Linked DNA regions of Mus musculus: region 1 is linked to region 2. The links are chromatin loops, found by intact Hi-C in ENCODE. Cell type or tissue: gastrocnemius. All regions are shown on one strand. Each heading gives the region's core, and the rest is flanking DNA. Links, peaks and the distances in the headings are about the cores only. Region 1 holds the start of Araf (Araf proto-oncogene, serine/threonine kinase). Region 2 holds the start of Uxt (ubiquitously expressed prefoldin like chaperone).

Evidence for each region. Peaks named below come from ENCODE experiments on the same cell type or tissue, not always from the same donor. Only the 100,000 strongest peaks of a DNase experiment are listed, where the experiment ranks them.
Region 1: a loop joins it to region 2, with 3 times the contacts of the local background. A loop is called at or near these places in 4 of 42 quality-filtered maps.

Annotation. Positions count from the first base shown.
Region 1 is chrX:20,846,866-20,849,780 of GRCm38, reverse strand. Araf (Araf proto-oncogene, serine/threonine kinase) reads right to left here and starts at 1,238. Exons shown (of 16, transcript NM_009703.2): 1 at 1,162-1,238. In gastrocnemius, for the core only: no CTCF peak of the experiment used is centred there; a DNase peak (open chromatin) is centred at 1,321; H3K4me3 peaks cover 1,667 bases; H3K27ac peaks cover 1,715 bases.
Region 2 is chrX:20,960,308-20,963,222 of GRCm38, reverse strand. Uxt (ubiquitously expressed prefoldin like chaperone) reads left to right here and starts at 1,245. Exons shown (of 7, transcript NM_013840.3): 1 at 1,245-1,289; 2 at 1,437-1,543. The coding sequence starts at 1,446. It overlaps A230072C01Rik (RIKEN cDNA A230072C01 gene), which reads right to left and starts at 1,547. Exons shown (of 6, transcript NR_027445.1): 1 at 1,511-1,547; 2 at 1,245-1,373; 3 at 566-686. In gastrocnemius, for the core only: a CTCF peak has its summit at 1,043; DNase peaks (open chromatin) are centred at 1,175, 1,526 and 2,239; H3K4me3 peaks cover 1,776 bases; H3K27ac peaks cover 1,939 bases.

The DNA of each region.
Region 1 (2,915 bases), core at 184-2,683, 110 kb after region 2:
CTCTGCTGAGAATCTCCTATTGCTTATGTCATAGTTGAGTACCAAGATCTGAGACTCACTGCAGTGAGGAGACAGTGCACACGGTTCTGGACAGTGCAGAACACATGACTCTCTAGAGATTAATGGGGAAGCCATTATGTACTGCACTGAAAAATCACAGGTCTCAGGCACACAATGGAAATAAACAGGCTGTCTTAGCTTCAGAGAATGGGTAATCAGACACAGACAGGGGACAGGAAAATGGAGGATCATCAGACCTTGTTTTTAGATTGAAGGAAATGAAGACAGTACCAATGACCTTAAAAGGCACTGTGGGTATTCCAGAGCATAAGCTATAAGGCTAATGGTAGAATCAAAGGTACTGTCAGGTAGCTAATAGAGGTCACCAGACCCTCTAGAGTCCACAGAGGTTCGCCATACCCTAGACTAAAGAGAGATGTAATAAGAGTCACTACAGACTGTGAAAAACAGCTGGATAACAGACCACATTACACACTAAATCAAATGCAGTGGCAATGATGGCTCATCAGAAAACACTATCAAGAGGAAAGGCAAAGGAAGACAATGGTATCCAGATGAAGAAGATGGAGGTGAGGTTGGGGGAAGGGTTTCCAAAAACTGTACCTGATAACTACTGGGGGTCACAAACAGATTACTGGTGTAAACGCACTGTGAAATCATGGAAAGGGATTAGGGTGAACTAGGGATAATGAGGTAATCGTCAGACATCTTCCTAGGTGGCGTAGAATATGAAGGGCAATAAGGAACCATGGGAGAGAGCTGCATCTCCTGGACGTCGTGAGGAAACGTCATTAGACATTTTAAGGGGTTTAAGAATTCACCTTGGAATTTCGCACCCAAGCCCCAGACCCCAGACCCAATTTGGCTCCGTCCCGCCCTCCCCAAGGGCTTCAAGCTCTGTGCAGGTGCACTGCCACGCGCAGCAAGCGAAACCACCACTGCAGCCTGCAGGCCGACTCCTCCATCCACTCCCACGGTCGATGACGACGGTCTCGCCCTGGTCAAACCACTCCTTTGGTTCCGGGCGGGAGAACGCTGAGATTCAGACGGAAGCATCTTGGAGCTGAGCTTTCGGTCTGGACTTCATACCCGGGTCCCGCAGCCGCTCCAAAACCCGAACCCTACCGGGCCTGCCCTCACCTGTCACACCGCTACCACCACCACCGCCTCCATCTTGGGCTTGTCTTCTTGTTTCCTCTCAGTCCACCGCCACCGTCCCTAGGCTTTTTGCTATTGGCTCGCTGTGACTCGTCTCTCCATTCTTATTGGAGGATGATCATGCCCATCAAGACAGGGCCAGCGGAATGTGGGTCGTGTTCCGGATTAGGAGGGGTGGGCTCAAATGGCTGTCTCTAGGGCAAATTCGCCTGTCCTGATTGGCGCGCAGGCGCAGTCAGGGCGACTACTGCGTTTTAAGGACTTTAACCCTAACCGTGCTATAGAATAAAGAAGCTTGTCTTTTTTTGGTGTGCGTGTCAGAGGCACGACTCCATTTCAGTTTTGTATTTTCTGGCCATTTAAGACTGATCTGAGCAAGAGAAACCCTTAAATGCAATTTGGCCAGTAGTGTAAAGCACATTTTAAAGGACTATTCATATATCTTAATTTGATGGTCTTTAAAACAGGGTGGACTCAGACTAAATGATGTTCAGTATTTACCAGCTCTAAGAAACTGTAGTCATAACTTTTGCTAATTAGCGGATCCGTGCTGGAGGTCTGGCTCTAGGGAGGGAGGAAAGGGGTTGAGGAATTTGAAAGACAGACCACAGCTGGCTAGGTGAAGAAGGGAGTGTTGTTCTGGAATGCAATCCTGTGGCAGCCATTTGTGGACATATTTTAGGATGAATATAATTCTTAAACTGAATTTACCCAGGCATCAGAATAAGAAAAGGCACAGACACACACATGTGTATGTACCTACATTCTTTTTTTGGAGCATTTCCTTCAGAAAACTTTTATTTTCTCTGTCTATTGGAGATAGATAGATAGATAGATAGATAGATAAATCTTCCTTAAAAGCTTAGTTCTAGGGTTGTAGCTCAACAAGAGAATGAACCACAAAGCCCTGAGTTAAATTCTCAGCACCCTGCCCCTCCCCAAAGAGTATGGCAGTCTCTTGCCAGTTTTACAACCACAGAAAATTTTCCTAAAGGCCTTGAAACCATCTCTTTCAAATGTAACAACACCCCTATCTCCCTGTCTGATGCAAACTTCCTCTATGTGTCCAGCTCAAAGTTGTTCCTTCTTTCTTCTAAGATATGAGTCTTGGTTTTCCTTTGGATATAGTTAAGTAACAGATGGCCACCCTGACTACTAGATGAATTTAAGAGAAACTCTGTGTCCCAAATGGTACCGTCACGTTTTCTTACTTCAAAACGAGCTAGTAGTTATTTTGAGAACCTGTATGTAATGGGCTGAGTCTGTTGGTTCTATAAAAAGATAAGATTTCTTTCTTTAAGTTCTTTGCAAAAACAGGACAAGAAATAATTTGAAAATCAATCAATCATGAATCCAACAACATCATTTCTAAGTGTTTACTCTAGAGAAATGAAAACATATACCCACATGGTATGCTGGTAAATGTTAACAACCAGCTTTTCAAAAAGAAAACAATTGTAATTTGTAACATTTGTCAGTTGTGGTATAAAGATTCCTACAGTGGATGTTTCAAACTACCAATATGACATCACTGAACCAGAATTAAGAAAGGCCCTAAATTGGCTATGGTGAGCCAACCACAGCCCATTACATATCCACACTAAAACATGTATGCACATATTCAGATTAGCTTTATTCATATTAGGAAATGTAAAAACTAAAAACAAAAAAATACTAGAAACAGCCTTGGTATCCAACAAAAGAATAGACCATGAACTATGACAACGTCACATAAT
Region 2 (2,915 bases), core at 101-2,600:
TAATATTATATAGCTTCCTAATATCTGCTTTAAGCACATCAAATTTACTTTTAAATACATGTAACATCAAATTTTGGTTTTGGTTTGGGGGACAAGGTTTCTCTGTAGCCCTCATCATGGACTGCATGCCACCAAGCAGAAATTCATTCAAGATAAATTTCTTAAAATTTGTCTCCATTTAAACATTTTTATGTGCTCTTATTCATTCCCTTTATGGAGGGTGAAAACCAAACAATGTGTGCAACATATATTTTTTTCAAACAGATCCCCACAGGATATACTGCCTTCCTTATAGATTAGTACCATAATCCTTGCTGGTCTATAGGCACTCTTGTGCTTTTAAAATTATTAAATGCTTAAGTGGTCTCAGTGAGTTCTTTTGGTTTTGATTTGGTTTGTTTGTTTTAAAGAGAATATGAAATTGGAGGAAAATGTGGTAGGAGGAGTCTAGGAGGAGTTGGAGGGAAAAGGGAGTGGAGATGATGAAAATATATTGCATACATCTATGAAACTCTCAAAGAATAGAAATGTTTCTAAAAGAAAAAAATAGGGACTATATAGATACCTCAGTAGTTAAGAGCACTGGCCAGTCTTATAGAGGACCCAGGTTCGATTCCCATTACCCACATGGTGCACACAAACTGTTGGTTGCTCCAGTTCCAGGGAATCCCACAACTTCTTCTGGCCTTTGTGGGCAATGCACGCATGTAGTCCATAAACATGCAGACAAAACACATAAAATAGGAAAACAAATGTAAGAGTAAGGAGGGGGGAATACAGAAATGGCTCATCAGTTAAAAACACATAAAACTTGCAGAGAATGTAAACTCCATTATCAGCACCCACATCATGGTAGCTCACAACTGCCTATAAGTTCAGTACCAACGCGCGCGCGCACACACACACACACTTCAAATTACTAATTATAAACACTTAACTCCCTCTCCCTACCTTCCTGTAAGTCCACCCTCCCTCAGAACCCGCCAAATCTCATTGAACGTCACCCAAACCAGTCTCCCGCCAGCTCGCGACGATCCGCCTGCTGGCAGACCGCGGCGTGCCAGGCCCATCTAGATCCATAGGATCCTGCTACCTCCAAGGATTCACTCAGGCCCCGCCTGCAGCCCTTCCCCTAAGTGCATCTTCCCACACGCCGGACCGCCCCTCCCATCGATTTGGTTGGCTCCCTTGCTGGAAATTACATCATCCATCCGCGCCACCCGGAAGCCGCGGCTCATACTAACAGTTATTGCCGGTGGCCCTACGGTAAACGCCGTACTCCTGTACCGGTGAGTGAACGAGTTCCAAAATCGGGTTGGGCAGAAGCAACTCCGTAGCTCGAGCCGAAAGAAGTCATCCCCAACGTTGAGTGGCTGGAGAGAATTTTGTGAAGTTTAAATAGAGCGCTCAACGTGCCCCCCCCTTTACTCCCCCAGGTGCCCGTCATGGCGACGCCCCCGAAACGGCGGGCCTTGGATACGGTGGGGGAGAAAGTGCTGCGGTACGAGACCTTTATCAGTGACGTACTGCAGCGAGACTTGCAGTGAGTGACAACGTGGGAGGCGTGACGTTTGAGAAATTTCACGTGGTGGGTGGGACAGAATGCCGACCAAACTTTCGGATTGGCCGCCCAGACTTCTGGGAATAGGGTTGACTTCTGGGCTGAGATGTGGTTGGAACTTGTCCCTTTAGCAGAGCTCTGACCTTGTTTGTTGGTTTAAAATAGTCATTCCGAACACAGGGTGTTTCTGACTAGGCCATTTAACCAATATTTATGAACAAGTTGTACCTTACTTCACCTTTGTGAACTTTATTCATCTGTGAAATGGAAAAGTTTATTAGGCCTTCTTAACGTGGTGTTTGAGTTTTAAATGTGTCAACTCCGGCACTTGGGAGCCAGAAGCAGGAGGATCTTTGTAAAGCTGAGAACCAGTCTGGGCTACAGACTAACTTTCTCAAAGGGAGAAAAAAATAGAATAAAGCCAGGCTCAAGCTCCATGGTGTGTGCCACTTCTAGTGGAGAGATGGGAAAATTCACTTGTTTAGCCAGGATTACAAGCCAGCCTTGAAAATAGAACAATATTCTATTTTAAAAAAAATCCAGTGTGGTGACACAGGCCTGCAATTGCTGTACTTGGGATAGTGTCAGGAGCAGGATGACCCAGAGTTGAAGGTGATCTTCACCTACATTCGAGGTTGTGTATAGCCTGGGCTTTGAGATTATGTCTCAAAACAAGCAAACTAGGGCCAGCAAGATGGCTTGCCTCCAACCCCATGCCCTAAGTTAGATCTCTGGGACCCACATGGTGGAAGAAAGAAAGACTCCCAAAAACCTGACCTCTGACCTCCAGGTATGTATCATGGCACCCATACATGTACACAAAATAAACACATAAATGCAAGTAAGAACACATTTTAAAAATGCAGATAAACCCCACTATTATTATATTGAGGCTGAGAGGAAAGAATTGTTTGGTGTGTTTACAAATTCAATACTTAGCCTGAGAAACTCAGATATTGTCTTGGGTAATAAAACAAATAACCTAAATAGTTGTTTTAGGAAAGGAATTTGACCCCAGTGCCTGAAATACACTAAAGACTCAACAACTGGATGATTGCTATTGCTGTCATTACTAATCTGAATAGAAAGTTAGGTATTTAGAACTAGGACTGTGTGAGCATGCTAAAAGAGATGGAGAGGTACATTTAGGGTGAAGATGGGACATTTTAATTGGCATAAGTCACTGAATAAAATGTAATATTTATAATTATAATAGGTAACAAGTATATAATGCTTACCATTTGGCTAGCATTTAAAACACTTTGTAGTAAACACTCGATTCTAATGACTCTTATGTGCTACTACGGCCATCTCTGTTTTCTATGTGAAGAAACTTAATCCTAGGTAGGTTTTC